Linked DNA regions of Mus musculus: region 1 is linked to region 2. A link is a loop called in an ENCODE intact Hi-C map of the cell type or tissue named here. Cell type or tissue: left cerebral cortex. All regions are shown on one strand. Links, peaks and the distances in the headings refer to the core of each region. The heading gives the core; the rest is flanking DNA.

What was found. A loop is a pair of places that touch in the nucleus more often than their neighbours do. Peaks named below come from ENCODE experiments on the same cell type or tissue, not always from the same donor. Only the 100,000 strongest peaks of a DNase experiment are listed, where the experiment ranks them.
Region 1: a loop joins it to region 2, with 3 times the contacts of the local background. A loop is called at or near these places in 29 of 42 quality-filtered maps.

Annotation. Positions count from the first base shown.
Region 1 is chr12:57,192,803-57,198,180 of GRCm38, forward strand. Slc25a21 (solute carrier family 25 (mitochondrial oxodicarboxylate carrier), member 21) reads right to left here and starts at 4,670. Exons shown (of 10, transcript NM_172577.3): 1 at 4,071-4,670. The coding sequence starts at 4,137. In left cerebral cortex, for the core only: a CTCF peak has its summit at 2,058 (motif pointing left); DNase peaks (open chromatin) are centred at 1,986, 3,982 and 4,331; H3K4me3 peaks cover 931 bases.
Region 2 is chr12:56,677,774-56,683,151 of GRCm38, forward strand. No RefSeq gene overlaps it. Among named protein-coding and RNA genes, the nearest start is that of Gm15524, 14 kb to the right of the region's middle. In left cerebral cortex, for the core only: CTCF peaks have their summits at 3,387 and 3,973 (motif pointing right); no DNase peak of the experiment used is centred there.

The DNA.
Region 1 (5,378 bases), core at 132-5,131, 510 kb after region 2:
GCAAAATATTGGGGAGAGGGTATTCTCAAGCCAGGGAAATGGTCAATATTTCAACAGAGAGAGGGAAAAGCAAGAGGCACACATGCCAGGCATTGGAAATAAAAGTGCAGACAGCTTATTTAACAGAATCAAATGAAATATAAAGGTTGGACGGTATTCCTGGAAGCCAACACAAGGGTACATCATAGAGGCTACACAATCCATTCTCTTCCCACCTCCATGCCCACTCTCATCCACAGTGAAAGCCAAAAACATTTTACTTGCAATCCTCTGCCATATGAATTGTGCCCTCTCACTCTGGGGAGTGCTTTTGCTCAAAGATCTAACACAGTACTTTTAAAATAAAAATACAAGCCAATAACCTGAAGCCTACCTAGAATGTAGATTCAGTACAGTCAGTCATACTTGGAAGCCTGAAGTCCAACATTTTAAACAAATTTCTAGATGCCACTATATATTTCTTCTTTGTTTATTGCTTTTCGTTTGTCTATGGGAGGACTTTTTTTCTTTTTATTCATTTTTTTTTTCCTTTTTAGAGTCTCATTATATAGACCAGGCTGGCCTGGAATTCAACTGAGAATTAATTGCCTGCCTCTGCTTCCCAAGTGTTGGGATTAAAGGTGCTGCTTGCAGGAGCTGGAACATGGTTCCCTTGTTCTCTTACATCACTAGCTTCCTCTTTTCCAACTCCTTCAATGCCAAAGCTTGGCTGTCCTGGATCTTGCTCTGTAAATTGACCTTGAACTCAGAGATCTTCATGTCTGTCTCCAGGTGTGTACCACCCTTCCTGGATCTAAATTTAGCTGGGTAGGGTCTTGCCAAGGCCACCAATCCATTAATTCAATTTAATATCCTTGAACACAGGATCCAGCTCCATTTCACTGCCTGATGCCCCTATATATACTATATATCTTATATTCCTCCTTTCTAAGCTTGCTATGCTTATTCAAAACATAGTTGTCACTAGTAGCAAGCTCTATCTATTCTGCAAGGTCTAACTATAATGGCAAACCATAACAGAGGTTTTAGATATATGCTATTAGATGCATGTTAACAACTGCTAAGCATACCTTCAATTTTTAAATGCAAATATTGGGGGCTGGTGAGATGGATCAGTGGGTAAGAGCACTGACTGTTCTTCTGAAAGTCCTGAATTCAAATCCCAGCAACCATGTGGTGGCTCACAACCATTCTTATTGAGATCTGATGCCCTCTTCTGGGGTGTCTAAAGGCAGCTACGATGTACTTTATTAATAATAATAAATAAATCTTTGGGCCAGAGCAAGCAGGGACTGAGCAAGTGGGGCTGACCAGAGAGAGGGAGCAGAGGTCCTCAATTCAATTCCAACAACCGGGTGAAGGCTCACAACTATCTGTATAGCTACAGTGTATACTCATATACATAAAATAAATAAATCTTTAAAAAATAAATGCAAATATCGCAAGCCCTCTTGTAATAAAAGAGTGATGTATTATAATATACATATATAATCCTTTCATGGTGTATCTACTATTTTTTCCTGCTTTTCTTTGAGAATCTTCAAGCTGTTTGTACCACCCATCCAATGGGGATAGGCTATTATTGTTAATTGATAGAGGTGGGTTCCTATTTGGGTAAATTTGAGTCTATTACTAGGATTTTGAACTAAAAATAAAAATGTAAGTTCCCCCACCCCTGTCCCCAGGAAGATCATTCAAGAGCATGAATACTTGGAAGCTGTTGGAAACCAAATTCTAATACATGGAAGGAAAACCACAAAGCAACAGTTAATTGTGAGAGAGAAAACAAAAAACAAAAACCTTCTCCAGTCCCTAAGAGCACATAGTGAAATATCTCTGTCAAATTGGCACCCTTACCCCCTTGTACATCTCCACAGAAGGCAGTTGGCATGGCACACCAGGCTGCTTGGCAGAATGCCAAAGAGATTTCTCTTTGTCAAAGGAAGATAAGGGCTAGAGAAATAATTCAGTGGTTCAGATCTTTCGGAGAACCAAACTTCCATTCCTACTTGGTGTCTCACAGCTGTCTGTAACTCTAGTTCCAGAGGTTCTATCACCCTCTTGTGGCCTCCCTGGGGACTAGACACACACAGTCCTGCCTTGAGGGACACTGACATAGACAGGATGAAGAGACGTTGCATCCTGCTTTCTAGTTGAGTGTTCTAATTGCTCAATGGAATGAATGACACTAGACCCCGAATACCATGAGACACTTTTATCTTTCCGACAAACCACTCCCATTTCTTTACTTTTTTTCCTTAAGAGAACTTTCTTTTAGAGGCCTTTGCAACCTGAAGACCATTATAATTCACAGAAAGAGACATGTTAGCACCAGTAATCAGAAGTCTAGTATTAGAGATCCAAATACACCCGAGTTTTAAAAAAACTCTACTTTTTCTTTCTGGCCCTTGCTCTAGTAAGTCTAATAGGTTCAGCCTACATTACTACAGTTTCAATAAATTTAATTTTTATTAATATGCTTTTAAAGGCCAAGTAGAAGAAAATATGACCGCAAGGTGATGAAAGTATTTATTATCCTTCTTACCTATCAACAGTGCCACAATGTAAACTATATGAATCGACCAGCCAATTTTAAATTTATCTTATAAATGGCTTAACATTTAGCTATGCTAACTGATTAATTCCATTTACATTAATAATGATACACGAGCCCGGCATGGTGGCACACGCCTTTAATCCCAGCACTCGGGAGGCAGAGGCAGGTAGATTTCTGATTTCGAGGCCAGCCTGGTCTACAAAGTGAGTTCCGGGACAGCCAGGGCAATACAGAGAAACCCTGTCTCGAAAAACCAAAATAAATAAATAAATAAATAAATAAATAAATAATAATAATAATGATGATGATGATGATGATGATGATGATGATACATGATGGCATAAATGCATCTGTGCCAAATATTTATCCAGAAATATGCAGCATAAACAGGATTAGAGTCTGATTTATTTTTTAACAGTCTTTGAGTATAACTGTGACTATACATGTTGTGATTATACAAACCAACAGAGATACCTGTAAGTCACTGGGCACAGCCTGGGATGTTAAGCAACTTTGCTTTCCCTATGGTCAAGCATATATATATATATATATATATATATATATATATATATATATATATATTTCATTTTCATAACTGTATCTTGTTAAAGTACGCAAATTATGTGACATATCTGGATGCTTTTGATACCCCAGAGATGCAGCTAGTTCATGACATAAAACTACTCAGAGTTTGAAGCACTCCATTATTTAAAAGTTCATATTTTCTTGAAAGTAAATGTTACTAAGTATATATTGAGTATCTTTTAGTCAACTTTAATACTATTTCATTGTTATAATAATTTATTAAAATAACAAAACTTATGAACTGTTACAGCCTAATATTAAAAATATTAAAAATTAGGCATACGCATAATTTAATGGCGAGCAACTTCTTCCAAGTTGCACAGTAATTATTACCAAGCTGGCTTTAACAGATCTTTTTGTAAAGTCTCTCCCACATCATAGCTCTCCACAGATTAATGTGAGTCCATTACATCAAAGGTGTTTACATTTGTTAGCACGAGCGTTTAATTTTAATATATTTATGGCGTGCATAGATCCCCAAGAAGCGCAGTAAAAAGAATCCCTGCGAAGAGAGCTATGCTAAGATCCTCTTTAGCTTGGGCCTTGGAAGAAACTTGCTAAGAAACTTAAGTAAGACCGAACTGGAACTGAATCCTTTTTTGTGTAAAATAGCTGTCAAAGCGAAGAAAAGGACGGGAGGGGGAAGCTTTCTCAAAGTCACAGTAAGTTTCAGGGACTGGCGAATCCTTTCATGCTCCATTCTAGGAACAGAGAACCCCCGGGGACCCTAGAGCAGAGCAGCTAGTGGGGACTGCACCCAAAAGAGCCGCCGCCGGCTGCTCGGCTCTTCGCAGAGGAGTCAGAGTAGAAGATTTAGGAGGACGCACTCGCACACAAAACTTCGGTTGGAAGGCGAGCCTGGGGGACAGTTGTCGGGTGGTGCGGCGGAGGAGCGGCGGGCGCGCGGGGAGCGAGCGGACAGCCTTACCTGCAGACCCTCCGGCCGCGACCTGCCTGGAGGTCTCGTGCAGTAAGCTGACGTTGGAGGCCGACATCTTCGCGACCAGGGGACCGGGTGACCAAGTTGCCCGAGCGAGCTCCTCTGAAGGCCGCCGCCGATGGAGACCGGGCCCCGTCGGTCCTGGGGCTGAACTCTTCCCGGTGTGGCTGCGATCCAGCTAAAGGCGGCGGTTCGGGCACCGAGTCGCCGCGAGGTTGGCGGAGGGGGTCCGAACTTGCCCAGCGCTGCCTAAGGCTGCCCTTTCCACCGGGGCACCGGAGGGGGAACACTGACAACTGGGGGCTGGGTAGACTTGACCTAGCTCGGTGGGTCAGGCTCGAGCTTCAAGATAGGGGCTTATGAATTTGCCTATCGAGACCTACTGCGGAGTTTGTTTAGCTGGCTGCTTATCTAAGGGCTGCCTTAGCTAGCTGCGACTGTGATGTAGCCGCGGGTGACCCTTGCCCTCCAGGCAGGCTAAAATACGGTACTATTCAAAAGAAGGGATAGTGAGGAAATTCCTCCAAGTTAGTCAACCAGAAATTGAAGGCCACAGCAACTAGATCAGAGCAGATCTGACTTACAAAGTGCAGTAACTGTGCGGGGGAAGTGGTTTTGGACTTTTATTTCATGCATAATAAACTGAGTTTTACTTACTGAAAACCATAAAGGACTTGTTATTCAAGTGTCCTGTGCCCAGTTCACAGGGTCACCACGCTGCGCACAATATGACAGACTTGTCAGAAAGCCGAGTTCTTTGGGCTTAGGGCCTAGAAACCTGTTTTAAGCAGTTCTCTGTTAGGAACAGTAGGTAGACATGAAAGAGGAGCACCAATAACCTGCTTATTTCTTTCTACAAAATGTGGAATTAACTCACACTAGCTCTTTAGAATCACTGACAAAACAAAAGTACCAGTTAGTGCCTGTTAGTGAACCACAAGGTGCAAACTGCAGTATAAGAGAAACACAGGAGTCAGATATTTAGAACGCTCACCACACCCCTGACAGGCCGGAGATGATAAGAGAAAGTACTGTGGAAACCCCGCTGCTGTTATTTCTAAAACGTAGTGTTTAATGCATATATTCTGGGCCATATAAACTGCCGTTGTTCTCTGTCAAAAACATGGGTATGTGCAATTTAAAATAATACAATGTCAAATCAAATATACGAAATGAATACTTATATCTTATTTTCATTCTTTGAGCTATTAAATGTCGGTGGTAGTGAGCTGGGGAGATGGCTCAGTCAGTAAAGTGCTTGCCATGCAAGCCTAAGGACCAAAATCCAGTTTCCCT
Region 2 (5,378 bases), core at 303-5,302:
TATCAAAAGGGGAAATTAAATTTATTGGCCTTGCAAGAGCTTGTGGTTTGTGGCTTCCACCGAAGCAGGAAGTGAGGTCTCTGAAAGAGTGGCAGGGAAAGGTTAAAGGAATGGCGCCTGAAGCCAGATCCGCCACAGCCCTCGGCTTCTGTGAGGGAAAGCCCTGTGTGACTCAGGGCTTTCCCTCATGACTTGTCTTTGGCCATCAAAAGATTTTTTTTTCCACGTAAATGAGGACATTGTTCTTCGAGACGGATGAGAAGTGGAGATGTAAGCTCAGAATCGGAATTAGCCAATTATGAGCACGGACAGAGTGTACTCTGCCAATCACCGTTATGTTCATCTTCCTTCCTCTCTCTCCCAACTCCCTTCTCCTCCTGCTCCTCCCCTCTTCTTTCTCTGTGAGGGTAAGAGGATGCTCCAGAGTGCGTGAGTGTGTACATGCGCATGTATGGCTGCGGACTATATGCATGCAGTGCCCTGGAGGCCAGACGAGGGCATTGGATCCCCTAGAATCATGGTTGGTTGTGAGCCTCCATATGAGTGCTGAGAATCTAACCTGGGTCCTCTGCAAGAACAAGTGTTCTTAACCACTACACCATAAAAGAAAAAAAATAATAAAAAAGGAAAGGGACATGACTGGTCGTGGGTGTGGCAGAGAAGAAAAGAAGGTTTATTATAGATACGTGCTGGAGCATAGCCAGAGGCAGGGGACATCTGGTAGAGTCCAGAGTGGACGTGACCATGAGCCATGTGAAGCAGGAAGGGACTAAAGGATGCAGAGAGAACCTTGTAGCAAGCAAGTCTGATCTGACATCTTAAATAGGCACCTTGGCCATTTCTCCCAGGTTTGAAACCTAACATGGGGCATGTGTAGAAGTCAGAGGACAGTTTGTGGAATTTGCTTTTCTCCTTCAACTATGTGGGTCCTGGGTATTGAACTCAGGCCATAAGGCTTAATGGCGTGTGCTCTTACCTCCAGAGCCATCCTACCTGTCCCATGAAGGCAATATTGTGTTAACCAAGTGGTCCAGCTTGTCTATGAAGCCATGATCTTCCTTGTCACTGTGTTCTCCAGCATCCAACACAGTACCCAACACACTTTAGGGTCTTAATACAAGTACTATGAATATGAGTGTGTCTTTCTGAACTAATGAAAATGGGAATTTGAACCTTTTTGGCCAAAGCTTAAAACAGACAATCAGTGCTTCTCACGTTAACCAATACCCAAGAGAGTCAGCTTATAGAGATTTATTTTTGCGCTCAGGTCTCCATGGTCAGTTGGCAGCAGGTCATGGTGAGCATGGCATAGTGGAGTATGGCTGGTCACCTGATGGCTGGAGAGTAAAAGACAGTAATAGAAGGAGGATGAGACCAGGGTCTCAAAATTTCCTTCAAGAGTTTCTCTTCTAAGTCCTAAAACTCCCACAAAGTCCCACCTCTAAGATTTTCCACTGTTTCTCACTACTGTGAAGCTGGAGAGCAAGCCTCCAACACAAGGGCCTTTGTGGGTCATTTAAGATTCAAACTCCACGGGTTAGCAAGGTCTTCATAGGCCAGGATAGGATGAAAGAATGAGTTTAACAAAAAAATAACCCATAGAGGGGCTAGCTTTTGTATCCCACCAGGAGATTCTATCTTCCCAGCTACTTCTGCTGATTTGTTAAAGGACTATTTATTTATTTATTTATTTATTTATTTAATGTATAAGTGAGTTAGCCAGGCAGGACTCTCAGTGGATGGATAAGGGCACCAACCCATCTACAAATCCTTTGACCCAAAATGTGTCCTGCCTGCAAGAAGGCAGGAAGAAAGATGGAGCAGACTGAGGGAGTGGCCAACCAATGACAAGTCCAACCTGAGACACATCCCATGGGCAAGCACCAATTCCTCACACTATTAGTGATACTCTGTTATGCTTGCAGACTGGAGCCTAACATAACACTCCTCTGAGAGGCTCCACCAAGCAGCTGACAGAAACAGATGCAGAGGCAGACCTTCAGGGAAATAGTAGATAGAACTCAGGGAGTCTTGTGGAAGAGTTGGGGAAAGGATTGAGGGACCTGGAGGGAATAGGGAATCCACAAGTAAACCAAAAGAATCAACTAACCTGCACCCTTGGGGGCTCCCAGAGATTGAACCACCAACCAAAGAACAGACACCGGCTGGACCTAGGCCTCCTCACATATGTAACAGATATGTCACATATTCACATATGTCACATACGTCTTCATGTGAGTTCCCAACAGTGGGGAGTAGGGCTTACCCTGACTCTGTTGCCTGCCTGTGGATCCTGTTCTAACTGGACTGCTTTGTCTGGTCTCACTGGGAGAGGATGTGCCTAGCCCTGCAGAAACTTGATGTCCCAGGGTCAGTTGGTACCCAGGGGGCCGTCCCCCTTCTTAGAAGAGAAAGGGAGAGGGGAGGGTTGGAAGATGAGGGAGGGCTGAAAGTGAATAAATAAATGGGGGGAGATTTATTTATTTAATGTATGAGTGTTCTATCTGGGTGTATACCTTCATGCCAGAGAGGGCATCAGATCCCATTACAGATGGTTGTGAGCCACCGACCATGTGGTTGCTGGGAATTGAACTTAGAACCTCTAGGAAGAGCAGCCAGCACTCTTAACGCTGAGCCATCTCTCCAGCCCTCTGCTGATTTTTATAATGGTACTTAGGAAGAAAACAAATCCTACCCTTCCAGAACAGGAATCCTTAGCAGAAGCTCAACTTCAATATGAGGCAGTGTGGAAGCCAGAGAAAGCAACTCTGGCCATGGGGTATCTGTGAGCAGAGATGGGCTGTAATTATTAGCAGGTACATAATTTTGAAAACGGTTCTTTCTGTATTTCTGGAGAGGCTACACATTTTGTTAGTGTCTGCCTTCCTCCCATCACACACTCAATTTATTGTTTAGGACATTGTTTCAAGAAACATTATACCGTTTTTGCAGAGGGAAACTTTTCTCCCAAGAGGTGGAGAGCTAGGTTCCTCTCTGAGGAGGAAGTGAAGAGATTTCAGGCACTTGCCCTAACTCCTGAAACCTGCCTTAAGAGGGGAGTGAGCCTTCTCCGTTTGTGGATCCTTGAGAGAGAGAGGGAGAGAGAGAGAGAGAGAGAGAGAGAGAGAGAGAGAGAGAGAGAGAGAGAGAGAAGAGAATCCTACATTTCCAGAAAGTTTTTTTCTTCGTCTGCCTTTCCTCCCAGTGTGGAGTAGAACCTGAGGTGGGGGCGGGCGGGCGGCGGTGGATATTGGCAACTCATTGCGGGTATGGGAGATTCCTCTCAACCTTCAGTTTGATTTAATCAGTTTACACTAGGTAATTCTTCGCAGCAGGCTAAGGCTACCTGCGAGCTGCGATGGAGCAGGTTTCCTCGGGAGATGGCGCCACAGCCCACTCCCTCAGTCAGCCGCCCGCAGCTCAAAGCCCCTGCCGGCCCGGCCAGGATCTCAGCCACGGGATCTCAGCCACGCAGCTTCGCTTGCTCTGTAGAGTTTGACCTATAGGCATCTCAGAATCTAGCGAGTGCCCATCACTCAGCGGTCTTCCAGCCTGCACCTGTGCGTCCTTGTCCTGATGCTCCAGCCGCTAGTGTCCCCGGCGCTGGCTGTTGGGCTGCGGCGGCTCGTGGTACCGCGACCTCAGTAGGGACTGGACCGGTGACCTGAGGGGTGATTGTGAGCCGGCCACAGACTGCCCCTAGGTAACCAGCAAACTTAAGGACTGTTAGAATTGGGGTTAAGGCCTTGGTGGTCTGCGTGGGTCCCGCGTGCTCAGCACCGGACCAGGAGCACGGGGCAACGAGAGGTTCTGGTCCTCCAGAGGTGGCAGATGGGTCCGAGGCCAGGTCCCAAGTCTGAGGACTCAGACTCACAGCGGGGGAAGCACAATGAGCGCTGATTCAGAGTGACTTTGGAAGGAGCAGATGCGGAGTGCAAAGGAGTGTCCAGCAGTCCGGGAGGGGGCGATGTTCACCACGCTCTTCTGGAGAGCTACTGCAAAGTGGGGGTAGCTAAGGATAGTGTTTAAATGGGAAATATAAACATCTGAAACAGAGGTCCTTCTTACACGGGGAGACTGGCCTGCTGCAAGGAGGTTCTCATACTCAAATCCCAAGATGACACAAGTGTACTCCCGCCTATCTCCAGCTTCCTCTCTCCTCCATTTACCACTTTGAAAACACACACACACACACACACACACACACACACACACACACACACACACACACACGTTGCAACACTTCATTGACAGAGTAGCCGGAGAGTAGACGACTGAAGTTCCTATCAGATCGTTTGCTCCCTCCGTTAGTCTCTTTCTTCCTTTCCACAGTGATTTGACTATAGATGAAGAAGCATCCGCAGGATAGGATTCTGATCGGAGCCCGAGTCTGAGGGCTTGCTCTGTGGAGTCACTGAGGTCTTGGGACCCTGGAAAGTCTTCTTTAGAATGTGTTAGAAAACAACGTGCAAAAAACAGAGCCTAAGTCAACATTCACCAGCTCCTAACCAACCAACCTCCCAACCCACGTCCCCCTGCAACTCCGCCCTCTACCTCTTTCAGCTAAATTCAAGTAAGAAAGGAATGTAAGTCCTCCAGAATTGTTAAGATTCTCTGATGTCATTAAGAGCCTCAAATACTGTAGTTCATCTTTGAGACCATTATGGTACTTAAACACACAATTATTTAATGACAGCCCTTATGTATATGACATACCATTCAAACACATGCTTCTGTAACAAGCTATCAACTTTCCTTCAAGACTGTCATTTATATTATTAAAATTGTCCTATTTTAAGAGCAGGCTTGATGGCCTGTAATCCAGGTACTAGGGAGGCAGTGACAGAGAGTGAAATGGTGGGGTGGGGATCCAAGACCTCTAGCACCCCCTTACCTATATGGCTATCCAGGACTAGATGGTGAGACCCATTTTCAAACAACAAGGAAAGCTAATTTAAATTTTTCAAATTCTCATTACATAATTTTGAAAAATTGCCTGTATGCAGCAATTTAACCCTAAGTGAATAATTTTCACGAAGTTCCTGAGTTGCCAACCTGACCTGAAGAAGATGAGAGACCTGAAGACTTTTCAACCTTAAAAAAAAAAAGTCTTTATGGCTGGGGTGAAAAGGAGCTGGTGAGCTAAGCCAACGGGGCAGTCTGCCTTTACTGCGTGCAAAAGCATTCAGACACATGGCGACCCTTTCGCAATAAAACTTTATTGATGATCGTTTGAAAGTTATAGCAACTCCAAGGTTATAAAACTTGCCATAAAATACCAAGCAGTCATTAGTTTACCTGACCTCATTTCAATATAAACTTCCACAAAACATTTTATTTTGTTCCTTCCTATAAGTGGAGAAAGGAACTAGAGGAGG